Linked DNA regions of Homo sapiens: region 2 is linked to region 1. A link is a contact called in ENCODE Hi-C data. All regions are on one chromosome and are shown on one strand. Each heading gives the region's core, a stretch centred on a gene start or an enhancer-like site at or near the end of the contact. The rest is flanking DNA. Distances are from core to core; before and after follow the strand shown. Region 1 holds the start of KIR2DS4 (killer cell immunoglobulin like receptor, two Ig domains and short cytoplasmic tail 4 (gene/pseudogene)). Region 2 holds the start of FCAR (Fc alpha receptor).

The links. A loop is a pair of places that touch in the nucleus more often than their neighbours do. Pooled maps may share reads with other maps.
Region 2: a loop to region 1 is called in a pooled map, with 2.1 times the contacts of the local background. The contact joins the promoter of FCAR here to the promoter of KIR2DS4 in region 1. A Hi-C loop is called at or near these places in 2 of 50 pooled maps.

Annotation. Positions count from the first base shown.
Region 1 is chr19:54,830,843-54,838,027 of GRCh38, reverse strand. It overlaps KIR2DS4 (killer cell immunoglobulin like receptor, two Ig domains and short cytoplasmic tail 4 (gene/pseudogene)), which reads right to left and starts at 5,321. Exons shown (of 7, transcript NM_001281972.2): 1 at 5,230-5,321; 2 at 2,914-2,949; 3 at 153-452. The coding sequence starts at 5,263.
Region 2 is chr19:54,867,883-54,875,484 of GRCh38, reverse strand. FCAR (Fc alpha receptor) reads right to left here and starts at 1,250. Exons shown (of 5, transcript NM_002000.4): 1 at 1,162-1,250; 2 at 120-155. The coding sequence starts at 1,195. It also overlaps the pseudogene RNU6-222P.

The DNA.
Region 1 (7,185 bases), core at 4,072-6,571:
TTCTCTGTCTCTGTTGGCACAGACCTCACCAAGTCAGTCTCTCTCCATAAGAATACCAAGCTCATCTTCCTTACAACCACCTGGGTCTCCAAGTCCTGGATCATTCACTCTGCATCCCAATGACAATGAGAAGAATGTCTGGACACTCTCACCTATGATCACCATGTCCAGAGGGTCACTGGGAGCTGACAACTGATAGGGGGAGTGAGGAACAGAACCGTAGCATCTGTAGGTTCCTGCAAGGACAGGCATCATGGGACCAATGGAGAAGTTGGCCTTGGAAACCCCATCATGGTGCTCTCCAATGAGGTGCAAAGTGTTGTTAAACTTCCCCTCTCTGTGCAGAAGGAAGTGCTCAAACATGACATCCGACCAACATTGCAGGATGACTGTCTCTTCTGATTTCACCAGGTGACCTGGGAGGGCCAGGAAGGAAGGTTTTCTGTGGACTCCTAGGAAGAGAGGTTGTGAGTTTAGAAGGTGTCTCTCTTTATCATCCCATCCATGGCACCTGGAATGAGTGAGCCTTCCCTTCGCTGGTGTCTGTCTCTCTGCTTCCTCTCTGTGTCTTCATGTTCTTTTCTGTGCCCATAACTCCTGGTGCAGGTCCTTCCATCTGTCTCCCTCCCTCTTCTCTGTCCCTCTGTCTCTAGTAGCTGTGATTCCCTTCCCACTGGGCTCAGCCTCATCTCTTGGGCTGTTGTATCTATTTCACACTAATGTCTTTCTTACTGTCTATGTGGGAGTGGAAGAGGAAGCAGGATAGGCTGCACGTCCCGGCTCTTAGCAGCTTGGTTCAATCTCTTTTGGACGAATTGGAATCCTTGGCAGGAGGTATGAACTGATCAGTAAGGCAGGCACCAGTGTCCACACACCCTGTTCCTGGTGGGGACTGGGAGCCACTCTTGCCATGTCTGTGCCTTCTCCATGGTGCCAGTTTCCATAGGCTGGCTCCTCGTGCTGATTTGAGGAGTATCAACCCCTCCCTATGTGGATGGAGCCTGGTGGTGGCATCATCATCCCACCCTTGCTGATCTCGGTGTAGCCAACCTTCTCTTTGTTTGGTTTCTTTAATTAATTAATTAATTTTGGAGACAGAGTCTCACTCCTTCACCCAGGCTGGAGTGAAGTGGTGTGGTCTACGCTCACTGCAACCTCTGTCTCCTGGGTTCAAGCGATTCTCCTGCTCTCAGCCTCCCGAGTCGCTAGGATTACATGCACCTGCCACCATGCCTGGCTATCCTTGTGTCTTTTCTTAACTTGTCCTTGACCTGGGTTCCAGTGTTGGTTTCCTGTTGCTGCTGTAGAAAATTATCAGAAGCATGGCAGCAGGAGAGAGCACACTGACCCCCTCCGATTCTGGAGACAGAAAGCGGACCCTGTTTTTCGAGGGCTAAAATCAAGGCATCTGCAGGGCTGTGTTCCCTCTGGAGACTCAGGAGAATCAGTTACTTGACTTTCCCAGCCTCTATAGGCCACCTGCATTCATGGCTTATGGCCTTCATCCACCTTCAAAGCTGATGGAGTCTCCCACTACGCTGCTCTAATCCCCACTCTCCTCTTCCTCCTCCTTTCATGTGGACACTTGTGATTATACTGAGCCCACCGGGACAGTCCAGGCTGTCTCCCCATCTCAAGGTCAACTCATCAACAACCTGAGCTCCATCTTCCCCTTCAGTCCCTTCCCCTATAACATAAATAGTCACAGACTCCAGGGATTAGAATGCAGTCATCACTGGGGACACTTATTCTTCCCACCACAGCACCCATTTCCCTGTATTCAATCCCCCTTTACCCCAAATACAGTTAGGGCCTGCGTGATGGGACCCTCAAGGACATGCCTACCAGAAGCTCTGGGATTCAGGAGGTGGGACAAGGAGAATCCCAGACAGGAGCCCTCTGACCTGTGACCACGATCACCAGGGGGTTGCTGGGTGCCGACCACCCACTGGGGGAGTGTGTGTGTGAACCCCGGCATGTATAGGTCCCTGCATGTGACGTGGTCACAGGGCCCATGAAAAGGCTTTTCCAGAATATTCTGTTGTACAGCTCAGGGACAGGCACCCCATCATCCTTGTACAGACTGAAGTTGTTAAACCCAAGATTAGAGTGACACTGAAGAGTCACATGTTCTGGAGGCACCACAAGGCTGGGCCAGGTAGAAAGCAAGGGCTTGTCCTGACCACCTTGGGGTGAAGGAGGCGCCGCCTTAGAGAGGAGGATGTGGAGCTGTGCCTCCCTCCCTGTGCTCAGAAGATTCTCCCCACTTTCCACATTTCTATGGCTGCTATCACACCTTGGTGCCTAGGGCTAAAGGAAGGACCCATCCCACAAAGACAAGGTGTCTCCGTACAACAAAAGTGTCAGCTGAGAACTTTGAGCAAGTGCTGAGTAAGAGACTCCTACTAGATTTTAATACTGTAAGATTACTGACATAAAACAACACAGGGTAGACATGAAGTGGAGGGCATGTCCTTTGAGAATGGAATATCAGCAGTTGCCTGAATGAAAATAAAAAACTTAGCCCCCATCAGAGGATTTGGAATGTCAGGGCCATGGCTGTGGTTTCCCACCTCTTCTGGTAGAATGACAGCAGCCACACTGCAGCCCCTACCGTCATGGAAACGCTGAAGTGTGTGAGTAACACCTTTGTCCTCAGAGGATCTGCTGTTCCTACCACTTCCCCACCACACAACCCAGCTTTGAACACCCTAGTCCAACCCTGGTCCCCACACAACTTGACTCTGCCAAGGGGTTGAGAGGCCAGGGAGGCAAGGTCGGAACTGTGGGCCGAGCACCCCAGGGTCCCCTCTTCCTAGTTTATGAGAGACTCCCTGACAGGACTTCCCTCCCGTTTCAGGAAAATCCTCTTATGTGGGGAGATGACACCCTAAGGTTTGGAGAAGGACTTACCCTCCTGTGGCCAGGCCCCCTGCAGCAAGAAGAACCCTGGAAAGAAAGATCATGATGGAAGATCCATTTGCAGGCAAACAAGGCCTTCCTTGCTGCCCCCACTGGGCTGTGAGTCTTGATAGCCAGCCCCTTCCTGGGCCGAAGGGAAACTCACCATCAGAGCCTACCTGCACCCAAGAACAGTGCTCTCGGCTGTGCAGAGACCCAGCCTCCAGGCCCATATCCCCACCCCAAGCCCATATCTCCACTCCAGGCCCATATCTCCACTCCAGGCCGATATTTCCACCCTAGACCCATATAGCCAATCCGGGCCCACATCTCCAATCCAGGCTCAGATCTCCACCCTCGGCCCATATCTCCAATCCAGGCCCATATCTCCACTCCAGGCCCATATCTCCACTCCAGTCCCATATCTCCTCTCCAGTCCCATATCTCCACTCCAGGCCCATATCTCCACCCCAGGCCCAGATCTCCACCTCCAGGCCCATAACTACACTCCAGGATCATATCTCCACTCCAAGCCCATATCTCCACATCAGGCCCATATCTCCACTCCAGTCCCATATCTCCACACCCAGGCCCATATCTCCATTCCAGGCCCATATCCCCATCCTAGGCCCATATCTCCACCGTAGGCCCAGATCTCCACTCCAGGCCCATATCTCCACTCCAGGGCCATATCTCCACTCCAGGCCCATATCTACACACCAGGCCCATATCTCCACCCCATGCCCATGTCTCCACTCCAGATCCATATCTCCACCCCACGCCCATATCTCCACTCCAGGCCCATATCTCCAACCCACGCCCATATCTCCACCTCCAGGCACATATCTCCACCCCACGCCCGTATCTCCACTCCAGTCCCATATCTCCACTCCCGGCCCATGTCTCCACCCCATGCCTATATCTCCACTCCAGTCCCATATCTCCACTCCAGGCCCATATCTCCACTCCAGACCCATATCTCCACTCGGCCCATGTCTACACTCCAGGCCCATATCACCACCTCCAGGCCCATATCTCCACTCCAGGCCCATATCTCCACCTCCAGGCCCGTATCTCCACTCCAGACCCATATGTCCACTCCAGGCCCATATCTCCACTCCAGGCCCATATCTCCACTCCAGGGCCATATCTCCACTCCAGGCTCATATCTCCACTCCAGGCCCATATCTCCACTCCAGGGCCATATCTCCACTCCAGGCTCATATCTCCACTCCAGGCCCATATCTCCACTCCAGGGCCATATCTCCACTCCAGGCCCAGATCTCCACCTCCAGGCCCGTATCTCCACTCTAGTCCCATATCTCCACTCCAGGCCCATATCTCCACCTCCAGGCCCATAACTTCACTCCAGGCCCATAACTCCACTCCAGGCCCATATCTCCACCTCCAGGCCCATATCTCCACTCCAGGGCCATATCTCCACTCCAGGCTCATATCTCCACTCCAGGCCCATATCTCCACTCCAGGGCCATATCTCCACTCCAGGCCCAGATCTCCACCTCCAGGCCCCTATCTCCACTCTAGTCCCATATCTCCACTCCAGGCCCATATCTCCACCTCCAGGCCCATAACTTCACTCCAGGCCCATAACTCCACTCCAGGCCCATATCTCCACCTCCAGGCCCATATCTCCACTGCAGACCCATATCTCCACTCCAGGCCCATATCTCCACTCCAGGCCCAGATCTCCACTCCAGGCCCAGATCTCCACTCCAGGCCCAGATCTCCACCTCCAGGCCCCTATCTCCACTCTAGTCCCATATCTCCACTCCAGGCCCATATCTCCACCTCCAGGCCCATAACTTCACTCCAGGCCCATAACTCCACTGCAGACCCATATCTCCACTCCAGGCCCATATCTCCACTCCAGGACCATATCTCCACTCCAGGCTCATATCTCCACTCCAGGCCCGTATCTCCACCTCCAGGCCCATAACTTCACTCCAGGCCCATAACTCCACTCCAGGCCCATATCTCCACTCCAGTCCCATATCTCCACTCCAGTCCCATATCTCCACCCTAGGCTCCTACCTCCCCTCCAGGTTCCTATCTCTCCTCCAGGTTCCTCTCTCCACTCCAGGTTCCTATCCCCACTCCAGGCCCATATCTCCACTCCAGGCCCAGATCTTCACTCCAGGCCCAGATCTCCACTCCAGGCGCAGATCTCCACTTCTAGGCTCATCACTCCATCTCTAGGCCCAGATCTCCACTCCAGGCCCATAACTCCACCTCCAGGCCCATATCTCCACCTCTGGGCCCAGATCTCCATCCCCACGCTCCCTCCCTCTATTCCCTTCCAGGACTCACCAACACACGCCATGATGATGACCATGAGCGACATGGTGCTGCCGGTGCAGACAGGCGGCCGCGCCCCAGCTCAGCTCAGCAGCGCACAGGATGTTATTTGGCGCCCTGCCCATGCAGTTTACATGTTGACCACATCATGGGAGGGTGACGTACGCAGGCTTTTTCTACCTTGCATGAGGCCCAGTGGGTGCTCGCTCAAGAGCAGAACATGGCTTCCTGGAAATTGCTCTCACTAGAATTGACACCTCGCGTCCTTCACTATGACCAACTCAAAACATGTCTTAGATCCAACCTCCCAAACATGAGATGCCTAAAATCTGTGCTAACATGAAAGACTTTTCATGAATTTTTATTGTTTTTATCTGAGATTCGAACTCTTCTTCCTGTGTAATATGCAAAATATCTAATAGGTATTATTAGTGTTTTCAGAGTCATTGTGACTAATAAACCATTAGAATTGTTCATGCTTGTATTTCTAGTATTACAGCAGAACCAGTTCAAATGATTTAAATTCCCAGGGAAGGATTATGCAATTATTTACAATCTTAGAATTGTACTTTATCAGCAAAAACCACACATGTAAATTCTGGATTTTTGTAGTTTTATCTATAATTTGTCTCATGACTCAAGATTCCAGAGTCCCAACTCTGGAGTTTGCTCTCTCTCTGTCTCTCTGCCTCCCTCATTTTAAATTTTACAGAAATATCCAGTAACATAATGCTATAGAAAATCAAGTTTCCCCCAGCAGGTCGGGAAGCCGAGGTGGGCGGATCAACTGAGATGAGGAGATTGAGAGCAGCCTGGCCAACACAGTGAAACCGCGTCTCTGCTAAAAATTCAAAAATTAGCCATGCCTGGTGGCAGGCACCTGAAACGCCAGCTACTCAAGAGACTGAGGCACGAGAATCGCCTGAACCTGGGAGGCGGAAGTTGCAGTGAGCTGAGATTGCTCCACTACAGTCCCGCCTGGGCGACAGAGCAAGACTCCGCCTCAAGAAAAAAAAATAGCAAGTAGCCTATAATAACAAATTAGAGGGCTCTGGCTACTAAATTTAAAGGGTTTTATAAGGCTACATGAAGTGCAGCATCCTCAAGAGTGTGGACACAGAGAGCCCCTTAGCAGAAACAGTGTCTAAAATACATCCGTGTACACACAGTCCCTTTAGAGTTGACAAAGGCTGCCGTGTGGTTTAAGGTGGCATAGAATGTCTTCTTAATAAATAATATTAAACCAAAGGGTTACACGTAGGAAAAAATAAATCTAAACTTATTCTCACACTATAAAAACACTTCTTACTTTTTATCTAGTTATTGTACATTTTTTATGATTTATATTTAAAATTGAGAAATAAAAGTCATATACGGTCATCCTTTACTATTCGTGGGTGATTGGTTTCAGGATCTCCACTCAGGTACCAAAATCTGCAGATGCTCAAGCCTCTTACATAAAATGACACAGCATTTGGATATAACCCATGCACATCCTCCTGTATACATGAAATCATCTCTTGATTACTTATAATTCCTGATACAGCCTACACACTGCCTCATTTGTGTCCATTCAACATAGTTTTGCATTTTGAAACTTTGTGGACATTTTCTCTGAATATTTTTGATTTACACTTGGTTCAATAAACACCTGTAAACCCCACAGATATGGAGGAGCGACTGTATATTTATAGTATGAAATATGATGTGTTGATATGTGTCCCCGTGGAGATGAGACTAGCAAGGCTTATGACTCTACAAATGTTTCATCGTGGAATGACTCTGCCAGCTTTCCAGGTTGCAGAGAGTAAGAATATCACTTGTTCATGTGATTCACGATCCTTGGAACCTCCTATGTGCTGCATCTTTGGATGGAAATTGGAGTCCCAGAGACAAATGAGGCTCCACCCTGCTTCCAGAAGCTCAGAGTCCAGGGGTGAGAACCCAGCGGAGAACAGATGGGGTTAT
Region 2 (7,602 bases), core at 1-2,500, 42 kb before region 1:
AGAAACAACTAGAATGGGGATTAAAATAAGAATGGTGCTTCAGGCTATTCTTCAATTTCTTTATCCTAGAGCTCCCAAGAGGGTCTAAAGGGGCTGGGAGAGATTTACAGGACACTTACCTTCCTGTGCCTGAATCCTCTGGCCCAGACAGAGCACTGGAAGAGAGAGATTTATGAAAAATCAAGCTTCCATTTCCAACCTTTACGACAAATCACCCTCTGTAATGACAGACCAGAAAAAGACCAGTACCAGATGGATTCACAGCTCAATCCCACCAGATATATAAAGAAGAGCTGGCATTTTTTTTTTTTTTTGAGACAGAGTCTCGCTGTGTCGCCCAAGCTGGAGTGCAGTGGCATGATCTTGGCTCACTGCAAGCTCTGCCTCCCAGGTTCATGCCATTCTCCTGCCTCAGCCGCACGAGTAGCTGGGACTACAGGCGCCCGCCACCACGCCTGGCTAATTTTTTTGTATTTTTAGTAGAGACAGGGTTTCACCATGTTGGCCAGGATGGTTTTGATCTCCTGACCTTGTGATCCGCCTGCCTTGGCCTCCCAAAGTGCTGGGATTGCAGGTGTGAGCCACTGCGCCCGGCCAAGAAGAGCTAGTATTATTCCTACTGAAACTATTGAAAAAAATCCTGGAGGAGGGACTCCTCCCCAACTCATTCTATGAGGCCAACATTATCCTGATAACAAAATGTGGCAGAGATACAACAAAAACAGAAAACTTCTGGATAATATCTTTGTTGAACATAAATGCAAAAATCTTCAACAAAATACTAGTAACCATATTTCTATATGGGGTTCTATCATATGTTTTCCTTCCACAACAATCACAGTTTTGAGGTTCATTCTTTATTTTTACCTTTCAGATTCCAGCCTCTAAGTCTCTCCTTGATAAGAACCTTGGGACCATCATGAATCCCAGATAACACACTATAGGTTTAATACAAATATTAAACCTTGAGCCCCACAAGCTAGCTTGGGCTTGGGTAGAGACAAAGTTATAGATACATTGACAAAGACGGCCTTTCCACTAAGGAGATCAGAATCTCCTTGGCAGCCACTAAAATCTCCTAGTCACACTGTTAAGAGACACCCTGATTATTTTGGGATTTCTCTATCTTCCCCTCTAACCCACTTTTACTCTGAAACTCACCAAGACACAGGAGGGTGGTCTGTTTGGGGTCCATCGTGCTGACACGGCCTCAGCCCCGTTGCTCTCCTTTCAATGCACATTAGCAGGATGACAGATATTCTTACGACAATAAGCTCCGCAGGAAGTATGAGGACAGAGCCCCTCGTCAGGGAATTTCCACATCTATTGCCTCACAACAAAGTGGAACAGTTCGTTGCCGAATAACTTAGTTCCAGGTTGCTCTTGGGTGGAGCCCAAGAGAAGACATATATATGTATATTTTTTTAAATAGAGATGGGGTCTTTCTATGTTGGCCAGGGTAGTCTCTAACTTCTGGCATCAAGAAATCCTCCTGCCTAAGACCTATATTTCTATTTATGTTTCAGATGAGAAACGAATGAGAAGTGAATTTTCATTAAGCCAGTGTCTAATGGTGTTCAAATTCATCTTTGAACCAGATGCTACATCCAAATAGACGGGCTTGGGACAGAATATAAGGTGGTGGATACCATACAGGCAGACATTGCCTTCACTGGGCCATTAGTCAAAAGCTCTGTGGCTTTGTCTGTTCTGAACCTATGTTTCATCTCTGAGATTCATGGTCTGAGTATATTTACTTGGACTTGACCAGGCATGCAGTATACCCTTATCCTGGAGATGATCTCAATGCCAGAGTGTGGAGGCATTTTCTCTGGCACTATTTGTCATCTCTAAAGAAAGAATCTACTATTTTATTATACTTTTTTGTTTATTTGTATAAATTTAAGGAGCGCAAGTGAAATTTTATTACGTGGATATTTTGTGTAGTGGTGAAGTCTGGGCTTTTAATATAATTATCCTCAAATAATGTACATTGTTGCTCATTGAGTATTTTTTTAACTTTTATTTTAGGTTCAAGGGTACATGGGAAGGTTTGTTATACAGGTAAACTTGTGTCATGGGGGTTTGTTGTACAGATTATTTCATCACCTAGGTAATAAGCTTGGTACCTAATAGTTACTTTGCCTGCTCCTTTCCCGCCTCCCACCCTCCACCCTAAAGGAGACCCCATTGTCTGTTTTTCCCTTTTTTGTGTTCATGAGTTCTATTATTTAGCTTCCACTTATAAGTGAGAACCTGCTGTATTTGGTGTTCTGTTCTTGTATAGTTTGCTAAGGATAATGGCCTCCAGCTCCATCCATGTTTCCACAAAACATATGAACTCATTCTTTTTTTATGGCTTCAAATTAATTTTATTTTTATCTTATTATTTATGTTATTTTGATTGTAGACTCCTGGCTATCACGAATTCTTCAGGTATGGAGAGTGAAATATTCCTAATTAAACCTTCTACTATTTTATTTTATTTTATTTATTCTTTTTTTTTTTTTGAGACGGAGTCTTGCTCTGTCGCCCAGGCTGGAGTGCAGTGGCGTGATCTCAGCTCACTGCAAGCTCCACTTCCTGGGTTCATGCTATTCTCCTGCCTCAGCCTCCCGAGTAGCTGGGACTACAGGCATCCGCCACCACGCCCGGCTAATTTTTTTTGTATTTTCAGTAGAAACGGGGTTTCACCGTGTTAGCCAGGATGGTCTCGATCTCCTGACCTCGTGATCCACCCACTTCGGTCCCCCAAAGTGCTGGGATTACAGGCGTGAGCCACCGCGCCCCACTTTATTTTCATTTTAATACATCATAACTTAGCCCTTCCAACGCCGAAGTATTTTGAAGTCCTGAGCTTGTCCCATATTTCAGAAAGCCGATCAGCTTCCATGTTGACTGTTTCATTTGTGCAAATTTAAGTGACCTTTTGTTTTGCCACATTTTGTTAATTTCCACATACATATTTACGTTCGGGAAATTTGGAAATACTACGTTCTGGAAATTTGGTGTTGATGATTGCATGAAATTGACCGCATTCTAATTTTCTTTTTTTGTTGTTTTGTTACTTATGCCTTATTTATTCATTCCTTTGTTCTCACTTGAATGGGACTTTGGGTGAAAGACAAATAATGGCTGTACTCTTAGTTGAGTATTTAAAATGCAGAGATTGTAAAGGCAGGATGACCTAATTAAAAATACTATTGTTGGCTGGGTGCAGTAGCTCATGCCTGTAATCCCAGCACTTTGGGAGGCCAAGGCAGGTGAATCACTTGAGTTCAGGAATTTAAGACCAGCCTGGTCAATGTGGTGAAACCCAGTCTCTACTAAAAATATAAAAAATTACTTGGGTGTGGTGGCGGGTGCCTGTAATTCCAGCTACTCGGAAGGCTGAGGCAGGAGAGCCACTTGAACCCAGGAGGCAGAGGTTGCAGTGAGCCAAGATCACTGCACTCCAGCCTGGGCAACACAGAGCGAGACTGTGTCTCAAAAAAACAAAAGCTATTGTTATGGTTTACAAATGACGTGGCTTTCTATTGGGAGAGAGATACTTACTAATTGTTGAATTTCAGGAACTTCAGTGGCCAATATTTACTAATGGGCTGGAACAGATTTTGTCAACTTACCACAACATTTGGTGTGGTTTTGTTCTTTTGTTTCCTCCTTTTGTGGAACAGGAATGGTAACGTAGCCATGGGGTGCTGAGATATTTGGTTAAACATTATTCTGTGTGTGTCTGTGGGGGTGTTGCTGAATGAGATTATCAATGGAATTAGTGTAATTTATAAAGCAGATTGCTCTCCCTAATGTGAGTCGGCCTCATTCAATCAGGTGGGACCTGAATAGAACAAAACATTGAACTGGTAATGTAAGATGAAGTTCCTTTTGCCTGGACATCAGTCTTTTCTGGCTCTTGAACTCTCACTAAAACATTGACTCTTTAGATGTTAAGCCTGCCAGCTTTTTTTGTTTGTTTGTTTTTTTGAGATAGAGTCTCACTCTGTCACCCAGGCTGGAGTGCTGTGGCATGATCTCGGCTCACTGCAACCTTCACCTCTTGGGTTCAAGCAATTCTCGTACCTCAGCCTCTGAGTAGCTGGGATTACAAGCGAATGCCACTATGCCCGGCTAATTTTTGTATTTTTAGTAAAGATGGGGTTTCACCATGTTGGCCGGGCTGGTCTTGAACTCTGACCTCAGGTGATCTGCCTGCCTTGGTCTCCCAAAGTGTTGGGATTACAGGCGTGAGCCATCATGCCCGGCATGAGCCTGCTAGCTTTTGGACTGTTACGTATACCACTAACTCTACTGGTTCTCAGACTTTTGCACGTAGACTGGAACTACACGTGGACTCCCCTGGGTCTCCAGCTTGCAGATGGCAGATCATGGGACCTGTCAGTCTACATAGTTGCATAAGCCAATATATAAATACCCTATCTGTGTATCAATCATTATATATCTGTCATTATCCAACTATATGTCTATCATTATTTGTGATATCATTATATATCTATCATTATTTGTCTATCAATCATTATCTATATATCTATCATTATTAGTGTTGATTATTTTTTTTTCTGGAGAACCCTGACTACTATAGCTTCCATGTTCCTGTCTCAACTGTCACCAGTCCCCTTAGCACAGGGCCTATCATAGCCATTCTACGGCCCAAGGAATTACAAGCCACATAACTACAGGAGTCACAGTGACCCAAGGATTTAGACGGAGACACGGAAGAATTGAGGCATCTATTGGTCTCTGCATATTTTGGGATTTGGGATTTCCCAGCAGGGAAATTTGCCTTGAATCTGTCTAACTGGTCACTAAGAGTTGATTGGTAGGTTCCATTCTCCGTGCACAGCATAAACCCTAATAAGCCCAAACTGACTGGCAGTGGAGACTCTCAACCCTCAATGGGACCAAACTGTGACTGGCAGTGGAGACTCTCAACCCTCAATGGGACCAAACTGTGACTGGCAGTGGGGACCTTCAACCCTCAGTGGGACCGAACTGTGACTGGCAGTGGGGACCTTCAACTCTCAGTGGGACTTTACAGCACTCAGCTGCACCTGTGTGGAGAATTTGTCTCAAACACCTAAGAAGGAAGGAGGCCTTTGTTTCGAGGAAGAAGAAGGGGAGCTGCTTCTCTATCCACTGACCTCAGAGGTACCGGAGAGTGTCCAGTGAGGGCCTTAACTCTCTGCAGTATTTTTTTTTTTTTTGAGATGGAGTCTCACCCTGTCGCCCAGGCTGGAGTGCAATGGCAGGATCTCGGCTCACTGCAACCTCTGCCTCCCCAGTTCAAACGATTCTCCTGTCTCAGCCTCCTGAGTATCTCAGATTTACAGGCACCTGCCACCATGCCCAGCTATTTTTTGTATTTTTAGTAGAGACAGAGTTTCACCATGTTGGCCAGGCTGATCTCGAACTCCTGACCTCGTGATCTGCCCACCTCCGCCTCCCAAAGTGCTGGGATTATAGGCGTGAGCCACTGCACCCAGCCACTCTCTGCAGTTTTAAAGGCCATTTCCATGAATTAGAGTATACTTAGGCACTGAGGTAAGCATGGCACAGCTTTCTGAAAATAAAGTTGAAACTTAGAGGTTTCTTTTAGCTTTATTGAGATATGATTGACAAATGGAAATTGTATATATTTAAGGTGTATTACACTTGATGTTTTGATGTATGTATACATGGTGACATGATCATCATAGTCAAGCTAGTTATATCCATCATCTCGCAGGGTTATTGTTTTTTTTTTTTTTTTTTTTTTGAGAGGAAGTCTTACTCTGTCCCCCAGGCTAGAGTGCAGTGGTGCCATCTTGGCTCACTGCAACCTCCGCTCCCAGGTTCCAGCAATTCTCGTGCCTCAGCCTCCTGAGTAGCTGGGATTACAGGCTTGTGTCACCACGCCTGGCTAATGTTTGCATTTTTAGTAGAGACAGGGTTTCACCATGTTGGCCATGCTGGTCTTGAACTCCTGACCTCAAGTGATCTGCCCGTCTTGGCCTCCCAAAGTGCTGGGATTACAGGCGTGAGCCACCGCGCCCGGCCTATGGTTTCTTTTTCTTTCTTTCTTTTTTTTTTTTTTGTGGTGAGGACCCTTAAGATCTACTCTCCCAGCCGGGCGTGGTGGCTCATGCCTGTAATCCCAGTACTTTGGGAGGCCGAGGCAGGCGGATCACGAGGTCAGGAGATCGAGACCATCCTGGCTAACACAGTGAAACCCCGTCTCTACTAAAAATACAAAAAATTAGCAGGGCGTGGTGGCGGGCGCCTGTAGTCCCAGCTACTCGGGAGGCTGAGGCAGGAGAATGGCGTGAACCCAGGAGGCGGAGCTTGCGGTGAGCCGAGATCGCGCCACTGCACTCCAGCCTGGGTGACAGAGCAAGACTCCAGCTCAAAAAAAAAAAAAAAAAAAAAAAAAATCTACTCTCCCATGCTTGCCTCGGCAGCACATATACTAAAATTGGAACGATACAGAGAAAACTAGCATGGCCCCTGCGCAAGAATGACACGCAAATTCGTGAAGTGTTCCATATTTAAAAAAAAAAATCTACTTTCCTGGTAAATTTCAAGTATAGAGTACAGTATTGTCAACCATAGTGGCAAAGCTGTACAAGAGATCTTCAGACCCATTCCTCCTGAATACCTGATAGTTTGTATCCTTTGATCAACATCTCCCAATTCCCTCCCCCACACTGTCCCTGTAGTTCTAGTGAGTTTCCCAGACTCTGATGTCTCAATTTCATTCAGTCACTTTCCTCCAGATACATCTACCCATTCCTACTGCATCTTAGTATCCTGAGCCTTGGGGGCAGTTTCTGTGCCAAGTGGAAATGTGGAAATGAGATATTACGAAGAAAAATCTTTGCCCACCTAGACAGGGATCTGATGTTTTCCAAGATGACACATGATTACATGTTGAAATGATAATATTTTGAGTCTACTTGTATAATAAAATAATATTTTGGATCTATTAGGTTAATATTTTGGGTCTGTTGGGTTAATAATATTTTGGGTCCATTGGGTTAACTTAAATTAATTTTATCTGTTTCTTGTTAGCTTTTTAATTTGGATACTAGCAAGTTTGAAAGAATGCATGTGGTTTGCATTATGTTTCTATAGGACAGAACTTACCTGTAGATGTAAGGGAGTCACAACAAAATTACAAGCATTGTTTTTGGTGGAAATGAGAAAAATGATTACAAATTTACATGGAAAAGCAAATAGCCAATAATAATAATAATGGCAATCTTAAAGAGGAAGGAGAAATTAGAGGATTCAGGCTGCCAAATTTTAAGGGGTTCTATAAGGCCACATAAAGTGCAGCATCCTCATGAGAGTGGACACAGAGAGCCACTGAGCAGAAAAGAGTGTGTAAAATACATCTGTGTACACACAGTCCTTTTATAGTTGACAGAGGCTGCCATGCGGATTAAGGTGGAATAGAATGTCTTCTCAGTAAATAACATTGGACCAGAGGGTTACAAGCAGGAAAAAATAAATCTAAGCTTATTTTCACACCATAAAAACACTGCTAATTTTTTATCTTATTATCATACATTTTGATGATTTATTTATAAAATTGATGAATGAAAA